Linked DNA regions of Homo sapiens: region 1 is linked to region 2. Evidence: read pairs that join two places in POLR2A ChIA-PET (ENCODE). Cell type or tissue: HepG2. All regions are shown on one strand. Each heading gives the region's core, and the rest is flanking DNA. Links, peaks and the distances in the headings are about the cores only. Region 1 has its middle 3.9 kb from the start of SCREEM1. Region 2 overlaps PEDS1-UBE2V1 (PEDS1-UBE2V1 readthrough).

Evidence for each region. ChIA-PET counts read pairs that join two places held together with the same protein. Peaks named below come from ENCODE experiments on the same cell type or tissue, not always from the same donor. Only the 100,000 strongest peaks of a DNase experiment are listed, where the experiment ranks them.
Region 1: POLR2A ChIA-PET joins it to region 2 with 13 read pairs; 2 of 35 experiments call an interaction of 5 or more read pairs at or near these places.

Annotation. Positions count from the first base shown.
Region 1 is chr20:50,031,646-50,037,015 of GRCh38, reverse strand. No RefSeq gene overlaps it. Among named protein-coding and RNA genes, the nearest start is that of SCREEM1, 3.9 kb to the right of the region's middle. In HepG2, for the core only: no CTCF peak of the experiment used is centred there; a DNase peak (open chromatin) is centred at 2,855; H3K4me3 peaks cover 487 bases.
Region 2 is chr20:50,129,752-50,135,121 of GRCh38, reverse strand. PEDS1-UBE2V1 (PEDS1-UBE2V1 readthrough) reads left to right here. Exons shown (of 8, transcript NM_199203.3): 3 at 4,175-4,266. It overlaps PEDS1 (plasmanylethanolamine desaturase 1), which reads left to right. Exons shown (of 6, transcript NM_199129.4): 3 at 4,175-4,266. Among named protein-coding and RNA genes, the nearest start is that of UBE2V1, 19 kb to the right of the region's middle. In HepG2, for the core only: a CTCF peak has its summit at 1,066; no DNase peak of the experiment used is centred there.

The sequences.
Region 1 (5,370 bases), core at 212-5,211, 98 kb after region 2:
CAGCCTCCAAACTGTTCCATCACACAGATAAGAAAACTGCAGCTCAGAGAGGGTGGGGAACTTGTCTAAGGTCACACAGCTGGAAGGGTAGGCAGTGTAGACCTGAACCCAGTCTGGCTGACTCTGGAACTTTTCCTACAGAGCCACAATCCTCCTCCACTCTTTCATTTCTTTGTCAAAACAACACAATGAGGTTGGTACTTAGAGTATGCCCATTGCATAGATGGGGAAACCAAAGCTTGGAGAGAAGTGACTTGTCTGAGGACCCAAAGGACTTTTGTAATTTATTCAACAAGTATTTATTAAGCATCTACTATATGCCAGGCCAAAATAGATGAGCAGGGACCAAAACAGATAAGCCCAGCGTTTATGGCCCTCACCGCCCCGTGGGAGTGACAGACATCGAACCATTCAGGAAGTGATATGCCCTGGGCTTTGCAGACAGGCCTGGGTTTGAACCCTGGTTGTCACTTGCTAGCTGTATGACCTTGGGCATATTACTTAACCTCTCTGTGCCTCAGTTTCCTCATGTATAAAATAGAAGATAATAATAACACCTACCTCATAGGGTTGTTCACGGTTCTTAGCCCAGGGTGAGTGTTCCCTAAAGCTATTATTTTCTGTCATCTCATTTTACAAATCTTTTTTTTGTTTGTTTTTGAGACAAGGTCCTCCTGGGTTCAAGCGATTCTCATATCTCAGCCTCCTGAGTAGCTGGGACTACAGGTGCCCACCACCACGCCTGGTTAATTTTTGTATTTTTAGTAGAGATGGGGTTTCACCATGCTTGCCAGGGTGGTCTCGAACTCCTGACCTCAAGTAATCCAACCGCCTCGGCTTCCTAAAGTGCTGGGATTACAGGCATAAGCCACCACGCCTGGCCTACAAATATTTTTTTAATTATTACTTTTTTAGAGGCAGAGTCTCACTCTCTCACCCAGGCTGGAGTGCAGTGGTGCCATCATAGCTTACTGCAGCCTTGAACTCAAGGGATCCTTCCCCATCAGCCTTCTGAGGAGCTGGCACTATGGGTGAGTGCCACCACACCCGGCTAAATGTTTTTGTTTGTTTTTTATTCTGGAGAGACAGGCTATGTTGCCTGGGCTTGGTCTCAAACTCCTGGCAGCAAGCAATCCTCCTGCCTTGGCCTCCCAAAGTGCTGGGAATATAGGCGTGAGCCACCATGCCTGGCCTATAGATCTTTATTGAGTGCCTGCTGTATACCAGACTCTGGTCTGGGAGCTGAGGACACAAGTGACTGAGATGACATAGTCACTGCCTTCATGCTTTCCAACCATCTAGTGTGAGCCCAGGTATCCTGACTTCAAGGCTAGCAGCCACAGAGCTACTTTCAGCCCCCTCCTCCAGGAAGGCTGCCATAATGACCCTGGCCTGCTGGGACCTGCCTCACTCTGAAATTTTTTTTTTTTTTTTTTCTGAGACGGAGTCTCGCTCTGTTGCCCAGGCTGGAGTACAATGGTGCGATCTCGGCTCACTGCAAGCTCTGCCTCTCAGGTTCACGCCATTCTCCTGCCTCAGCCTCCCGATTAGCTGGGACTACAGGCGCTTGCCAGCATGCCTGGCTAATTTTTTGTATTTTTAGTACAGACGGGGTTTCACCGTGTTAGCCAGGATGGTCTCGATCTCCTGGCCTCGTGATCCACCTGCCTCAGCCTCCCAAAGTGCTGGGATTACAGGCGTGAGCCACAATGCCCGGCCCACTCTGAAATTCTTAAGCCAATTCTGACACCCTACCCCTCTATCCACCCGGCTCCACCCATTAAGCCTAAGGAGGCCAGAGTTTCCCGTGGGTGCCCCAGATACTCAAGCACCCCCATTCCCAGGCCTGTGAATGTCTACTGCTCCCCAACCTCCACATCTTCCATGGGAGCTTCTGACAGGCCCTGAAAGGCCTAGAAAAGGTGGCTGAGCTGAGCCCCCACCCTCATTCTCCACCTGATGCTGCCTGCTGCTCTGGGGCTGCTTGCCCGGCCTCCTCCCGGGGCATCAGAGCGAGTGTTTATCTGCTGCCATGGGAAGCCCTGAGTCACTCATCTGGAGCTGGCACCCACCGCAGGATGGAAAGGAAAACAGGCACTGGCAGGGTGTTTTCTCCATTAAGTTCCCTGCGGATAGCAGGAGACGGGCAGAGTAGGGATGAGGAGAGAAATGACTTTTTCAGGCATGACGGTCCTTCCTCTGCTGTCCAGGTCTGGCTCTCCCCTGGAGAGTCTCAGCTCTCTACCATGTGTGTCCTCCCCAGGGTCTGGCCATGAGGAAATTGAACACAGAGAAGCCCAGGCCCTTCCCTAGGGCACACAGCAAGCACCCAGCCTCTGGCCTCAGTGAACAGGCAGAGACTACAAACGGGGGGTGCTCGGACCAACCAGACCCACAGAGGGACAGAGGAGACTTGTTTGACCCCCACAGAGTTAGAAACAACTGGAATTTCTTGCCCACAAAATCAGCCTGGGAGCAGGGGCTCACACCTATAATCCCAGCACTGTGGGAGGCTGAGGCAGGAGGATCGCTTGAGCGCAGGAGTTCAAAACCAGCCAGGGCAACATGGAGAGACTCTGGCTCTAAAAAAAAAAAAAAAAAAAAAAAAAATTTAATAGCCAGGTGTGGGCCGGACACAGTGGCTCACTTCTGTAATCCCAGCACTTTGGGAGGCTGAGGTGGGCAGATCACTTGAGGCCAGGAGTTGGAGATCAGCCTGGCCAACATGGTGAAACCCTGTCTCTACTAAAAATGCAAAAATTAGCTGGGCGTGGTGGCTTGCACCTACTCAGCTACTCAGGAGGCTGAGAGGGGAGGATCCTTTGAGCCCAGGAATTCCAGCCTGCAGTGGACTATGATCTCACTACTGTACTCCAGCCTGGTGACAGAGCAAGACTCAGTCACTTTAAAAAAAAAAATTCTATTACAATTCTGACTTCCCGTTTTCCCACAGCAGCGGGCCGGCTTTCCTACGTGGCAATGAATCACACCCATCACAGTCTCCACCAACCCCTATTGCTTCACCCTTAACTTATTTAAGTACCTGCCTAGCATCTGCAGGCATTGGAATCATCTGACCCTTGCTTAAAGCAAGGAAAAGAAGAAGAAATGGAATTTTAGGCAGAGGTTAGAGTAGGAAGAATCTAGGCTCCCGAAAGCTATCACTGGAGGTTCTGGAATTTGCAAGCCCTGGCTGGGAGGGAACATTCCCACTGACCATTCCAGCCTCTGCTGACCCCAGGGCCTTTCTGTGGCCACGGTCCTGGCTGTAAGTGCATGCACAGTCCTGGGTATCCTTCCAAGTGGATGTGTGGGCCCTGTGTGTGTATTTCTGGGCACAGAAGACTTTCAGGGTACTTGAATCTTGAATCTGCCATTTTCTGGCTGTGCGGTCCCAGGCAAGGACCTTACTCTTTCTGGGCCCAGTTTTGTTTGTTTGTTTGTTTTGAAACAGGATCTCCCTCTGTTGCCCAGACCGGAGTGCAGTGGCATGACCATAGCTCATTACAGCCTCAACCTCCCAGGCTCAAGTGATACTCCCACCTCAGCCTCCCGAATAGCTGAGACTACAGGCACACACCACCATGCCCGGCTAATTTTTTTAAAAAATTTTTTGTAGAAATGGGGTCTTGCTATGTTGCCCAGGCTAGTTTTGAACTCCTGGGCTCAAGTGACCCTCTCGCTTTGGCCTCCCAAAGTGCTGGGATTATAGGCATGAGCCACTGCCCCAGGCCTCTTGTCTGTAATATGAGCCTAGGCTGGCACCAGACAGGAGTAAGAGTAACTTTTACTATTTGATGTAAAGCCAAGCACTTGGCATGGGTTAACAGCTTCAGTCCTCGCTAAGAAATGAGGAGACCAAGGCACAGAAAGTAAAGCGCACAGTACAGGACCCGATCACAAAGGCCAAAAGGCAGCCAGGCCTGGCTCCCAGGGCCATGTGCTGGCTCCCCACACAGAGAATGTCAGCCGTGTGTGCTCTCAGCACTCTCCTGATACTGAGGATGAGAGGCACACATTACATTTGGGGACTTTCTTTTTTTGGGGGAGAGACAGAGTCTTGCTCCGTCACCAAGGCTGGAGTGCAATGGCGTCATCTCGGCTCACTGCAATCTCCACCTCTCGGGTTCAAGCAATTCTCCTGCCTCAGCCTCCGGAGTAGCTGGGATTACAGGCACCTGCCACCACACCTAGCTTAATTTTTGTATTTTTAGTAGAGATGAGTTTTCACCACATTGGCAAGGCTGGTCTCCAACTCCTGACCTCAGGTGATCCACCCGCCTTGGCCTCCCAAAGCACTGGGATTACAGGCATGAGCCACCATGCCAGGCCCATTTGGGGATTTTCTGTATGCATAGGGACCCTATATGCATGGTGTGCATGGTAGACCAGGCCCTGCACACACGTGAGTGCATGTGAGTCAGTGTGCATGTGTGTGCAAGTGTGTGCAGGAGAGGTTCTGGGGCCCACAAAGGACAATCATGTGTGTCTATCCATGTACACTCACATCCATTTGTGTACATAAGTGTCTGCTCCTGCACCTGTGTGTCTATTTGGATGTGTGTGTCTGTCCCTGCACGCAAATGTTTGTCCCTACATACAAGTGTCTGTGTTCACATGTGTCCACCCTTGAACACATACTTATCCTTCCATACATGTGTTCATCTGTGCATACGTCGGGCACTGTCTCCTCTCATACTCTGGCATGAGCTCAGTACATGTAGTCGCCCCCACCACGTGTGTGCAAAAACCCGGCTCCACCCATTAAGCCCAAGGAGGCCAGAGTTTCCCGTGGGTGCCCCAGATACTCAAGCACCCCCATTCCCAGGCCTGTGAATGTCTACTGCTCCCCAACCTCCACATCTTCCATGGGAGCTTCTGACAGGCCCTGAAATGCCTAGAAAAGGTGGCTGAACTGAGCTCCCACCCTCATTCTCCACCTGATGCTGCCTGCTGCTCTGGGGCTGCTTGCCCAGCCTCCTCCCGGGGCATCAGAGTGAGTGTGTATCTGCTGCCATGGGGAGGGGCTGCTGCTGGCCTGGGGTGGGTCTGCAGGAAGGCTCCTTCCCATGCCTTTGCACCCCCAGGAACCCCAAAACTTGTCACCATGCCACAATCACAGGAACATAGACTAATGCACACACACACCCCCACACATGCACAAAATACATGGCAGACAAACAACACTCCACACACACGTCCAGGCACCTGCCAAAAAAAGACGTGACACACACAGACCTGCTCCTATACAGTCACACCAAATTCCAGACACACAACACACACCCACAATACACTGCAGATACCCACAGGCACCTACAAATACAGAAGCACTAACTGCCTGAATCAGAGACACATAATGCAGGTGCATGG
Region 2 (5,370 bases), core at 182-5,181:
CCTCTGCCTCCCAGGTTCAAGCGATTCTCCTGCCTCAGCCTCCTGAGTAGCTGGGACTACAGGTCCGCACCACCACACCCAGCTGATTTTTTTGTGTTTTTAGTAAAGACGGGGTTTCACCATGTTGGCCAGACTGGTATCAAACTCCTGACCTCCAGTGGTCCGCCTGCCTCAGCCTCCCAAAGTGCTGGGATTACAGGTGTGAGCCACCGTGCCCGGCCTGCCTGACCCTTTAAAGAAAGTTTGCCAACCTCTTATATTCTGTGTAGGTATAGAATCTCTATCTTAACCTGGGGGTTGGTCAGACAGGTGTGTCTACGCATAAAAAGGCTGTGAGCTGTGTAAGGCCTATGGCCTTTACTGTTTGTAGGTTATATTCAATTATAACATAAAATGAGCCAAGGTTTAGAGAGGGGAAGGGGCTTGTCCCCATCTCATCAGGAGCCCAGAACTCGGGGAACAAGGAACCTGGACTCTGAATCCCTTGCGAGGCCCCACCCTTATGACATCCAGCCACTTCTCCTCTGTAGCTATTTCTTTCATGAAGGCAGCATTCATTCATTCATTTATTTTTGAGACAGAGTTTTGCTCTTGTTGCCTAGCCTGGAGTGCAATGGCGAAATCTCGGCTCACCGCAACCTCCGCCTCCCAGGTTCAAGCCATTCTCCTGCCTCAGCCTCCTGAGTAGCTGGGATTACAGGTGCCCACCACCATCCCTGGCTAATTTTTTGTGTTTTTTGTAGAGACAAGGTTTCACCATGTTGGCCAGGCTAGTCTTAAACTCCTGACCTCAGGTGATCTGCCCACCTTGGCATCCCAAAGTGCTGGGAGGAGTGCAATGGTGCCAGCTCTGCAGCTCTGCACTGTGCTCCAGCCCAGCCTGAAGGCAGCATTTAGAGATGTCATTAGTCCGAGCTATGGGGACAGGACCTCGAGATACCTCAGTTGACCTCATTAAGCAAGTAAAGATGCTGAGGCCTAGAGTAGGCACAGTGTCACACAGCAATATGGTAGCAAGAGCTGAGGCCCCCAACACTTGATCTAGTTCTGTCATAGCTCTTGGCCACATGGCCTTTTGTCCCTGCTGGTAGACAGAGGCAGTGCATACACAGCATCCCAAAGTATGCAGTAGGAGCTCTAATAATGCCATGGACCTGCTGCAGTGCAGTTTAAGGACACAAAAGGGTGCTGGTTTTGGAGGCAGGTCGACAGGCCTCTTCCCATCCCACAGCTGCCATTTCCAGGCCACTTGACTGGGAGGCAGTGGTTCAACTTCTCCAGGCCTCTTTCTTCATCCAAGAAGGGATGACAAATGAGGCCATCTCAGGGGATGACAAGTGCCATGAAAGAAATGAAGCAGGGAGATGTGAGCGAGAGCAACTGCCCGGAAGGATGGCTTTAGCCAGAAGGGTTGGCTGACCTTCGCTCTGAGCAAGAAGGCCGAGGAGGAGCCAGCACAGGGGATCTGGAGTGGGGGTGGGGTGCTGTGTAGAGGAACAGAAAATCCAGAAGCCCTTCTGGGGCTTCCACCTCCCTCGCCTTCTACATCCCCGCCCCTGCCCCTGGCCTGGGTCCACCCTCCCCATCACAAATGGGCAAGACTGCCCAGACCAGAGCAGGGCCACTGGGTGCACAGGCTCTGGGGCCTTGCTGAGTCCCAACCCCTTTACCTCAGCCCAGCCACTGTGCAGTGACACCCTTCAGCCTGTCCTTAGGCGTCTGTGTGCCAGGAGGTGTAGCTGCCACCTGTCCCCACCTGCCCTTCCGCCCTTATCCCCAGGAACTTGCAGGTGCCTGCATGAAGCTGTGCTGCCCCCACCCCCACCACCCCTCCCGTGCTTGGCACCTGTGATGGATACCACAGGGCCTCTGGAAAGTCGGCATCCAGTGGCTGCCCCTCACCCCAGGCCTGGACGTCAGGATTGCACATTCACAGTGACTTGCGTGCTTACTTTTGTCCCTTCAACCACAAGTCTCACTCACCCAGGAGGCATCCAGGGGCTTTTCTGCAGTCTCCACAGTACCCCCAAGACCCTGGTCCCCTGTCACCAAGGGGTTGAGGGCACCAGCAGAACTCAGAATCTTGGACAACCAGTTGACACAGACAAACCGAGTCTGGGAAGGGGTTTGTCTGAAGCCCCATGAGCCAGGGGGCCACACGTGTCATCACTCACAGCTGCCTTTGTCCTCTGCTGGACTTTACAGCGTTTCCCCATAGACATGTGTTCAGTGTCTGACATGTTTCTGTCCCTAGAGCTTATCACACAGGAGGCCTTTGTGGAGTGTGGCTTAGTTGATTGACTCAATGACAGCAACAGTAATATGGCCTGAGGGCTTACTATGTGCCAAACACTGCACTTAGTAGTGCTCTACTGAGTTCTGAATAGGTGCCAAGAGCTGGGATGCAGCCACAAGCCAGACTAAAGCCCTGGCCATGGTGGAGCCAACCTCCTTGTTGGGGGAGAAAATAAACCAGCACAAGAGCAGTCAGAGGTGCCGAGTGCTTGGAGAACAATATACATAGGAGATCGGAAATGCTGGAAGATGAGGTGGTTGCAATTTTCCATCAGGTGTCCAGGGAGGACATTTGAGTAAACATCTGAAGAGGTGAGGGAGTGAGCTGTGTTGCATCTTAGGAAAGAATGTTCCAGGCAGAGGGAACAGCAAATGCAAAGACCCAGAGGCATGCAAGGGAAAGGAGATAAAGTAGGCCTGGGCTGCAGCGAAAGAGGAGAGTGATGGGAGGCAGCAGGGGTGGAAGCCTCAGTTTCCACCTCTATAAAGTGGGAATAAAAAAGCTACCAACTTAAAACAAATGGTGAGAATTCATCAAGATCTAGCCTGTAAAGCATTTGTGCTTGGCATTGAGAAAGTGCTCGTAAATGTTAGCATCATTCCCTTTTATTTATTTATTTTTTCAAGACAGAGTCTCACTCTGTTGGCCAGGCAGGAGTGCAGTGCATGATCTCGACTCACTGCAACCACCATCTCCCGGGCTCAAGCCATTCTCCTGCTTCAGCCTCCTGAGTAGCTGGGATTATAGGTGTGTGCCACCACACCCGGCTAATTTTTGTATTTTTAGTACAGATGGGGTTTCACCATGTTGGCCAGGCTAGTCTCGAACTCCTGACCTCAGGTGATCCGCCCACCTCGGCCTCCCAAAGTGCTGGGATTACAGGTGTGAGCCACGGCGCCCAGTCGCATCATTCCCATTTTACAAGAGGAAACTGGGCACAGAGAGGCTAAATAACATGTGCAGCGTCACAGCTAGTGAGTGCCAGCACTGGAATTTGAGTCCAAATCTACTGAACCCTCAAGTGAGTGAATGGTGTTGGAGTCTGAGGGAACCCTGCTCAAGTTCCGAACAGATTGAGAACAGAAACAAGGAAAAGGCTGCTGGAGACCAAATGATCATGTTTATTGCTGATAAAAGCTGGAGGGGTGGGGGTGGAGCAGCGAGGCTTCTATCTGCAGGTAAGGTACTTTCTTTTTTTTTTTTTGAGACGGAGTCTCACTCTGTCACCCACGCTGGAGTGCAGTGGTGTGATCTCAGCTCACTGCAACCTCCGCCTCCCGAGTTCAAGTGATTCTCCTGCCTCAGCTTCCCGAGTAGTTGAGACTACAGGCGCATGCCACCACACCTGGCTAATTTTTGTGATTTTAGTAGAGACGGGGTTTCACCATATTGGTCAGGCTATTCTCGAACTCCTGACCTCAAGTGATCCGCCTGCCTCAGCCTCCCAAAGTGCTGGGATTACAAAGCATGAGCCACCGCACCTGGCCGAGGTACTTTCTTTCTAACACCAAACCCAGAAGGACATTGCTGCAGTTCCAGGCAGCACTGGTGCAGAGCAGGCTTTCCTTATATGGGGCAGAGAGAAGGGCACAGCCTGCTCCTAATAGGGAAAGGTTGAGCTGATCTGAGCATGCCCAGTTTATGCTCTCCAGACTCTCCAAGCACATGAGTCTTGGCATCTCCCCGAGCACAGCAAGTAACAGGCAGGAGGAGTGTTAAGCCTGAGGCTCCATCTTCAGGGAAGAAAACATCCCAACTAGAGAAGAAGGGACACCTTCCCCTCCTAACAAATGAATGAGCGGGCAAGTGAGTAAATGAATGAGTGATTCTGATTGGGGGGGTGCAGGGATGTCCCTTCACTCACCCTCTTGTCCACAGTTGCAGGGGCTCTCATTGCTGACTTCTTGTCTGGCCTGGTACACTGGGGTGCTGACACATGGGGCTCTGTGGAGCTGCCCATTGTGGGGAAGGTGAGTATGTTGACCTAACCATGTCCTCAAGAAGGAGGTTGGGCTGTATGGCCTTGAGTGAGTCCCCTTTCTTCTCTAAGACTGTTTCCCTATCTGAAAGATGGGAACCATCATTGCAGCCTGTCCCTCACCCCTGTGCTGCAAGACTAGAACAGGAGTCCCTTGGGATTTTGGAAGCAAAAGCATCAGGCTTGGGATGGTCCAAGAGTTTAGATATGTGCCTGCCTCATCAGAACCCCTGAATTTGGGGGTGTCTTGCTTTTCCATTGTCTCCCCTGCTGCTTCTTGCTGTTTTAACTGCATTTTATCCTGTATTAGTCACTTTTTTGGTTTTGACAGAAAATCTAAACTGGCTTAGGCAAACAAGGGTACTGATTCATGTAACTGAAGATTTCAGGGTTAGAGCCAAATTAAGGAATGGCTGCATCCAGTAGGACCGACAGACCACATTCTTCAGGCCCAGTCTTCTTCCATCTCTATCTCTACTTTCCCCTCATAAGGTGGCCAGTGTGCTTTCTCACCGCCCAGAGATCCATCCTTCCAGCTCCCAAGAAAAGAGAACTGTCCTTCTCCTTCCAGGAGAACAGCATTTCTCCTTCCCTGTAGTTTCCGCCAACTGAAGTCCCACGGCTCACTCCCATTGGCCCAGATTGGGTCACGTGCTGGGCCCTCAGGCAGTCACTGGCTAGAGGGAGGAGATGCTATGATTGGCCAGGCCTGGTCACGTGTTCTTTCTCAGCCCGGGGCGAGGTCAGCCTTGTCAGAAGAGCCTGGACTAAGGAGGGGAGGCTGTTACCCCAGCAGGTGCAGGGGGTCCAGAGGGTCCCACCTTTTACTTAGAGGGACCTCCTCAACTGCCTTGGGGTGGGGAGGAAGGGCGGAGGTTGTCTCCAAGCCCCCTTACAGCACAGGTAGGGAGACTGAGGCCCAGAGGCAGACAGTGCCAACCCAAAGCCCTTCCAGGGTCATTTCGGCTCATCTCCCCAAAGGCTGGATGGGGTCTGTGTCTGGCAGTGGGCCAGGTGGGAATGTTCAAGCATCCCGGGTGGAGGAAACTTAGGATCAAAGGCGGGAGGTGAGCCCAGGGTGAATGTGTTTAGGGGG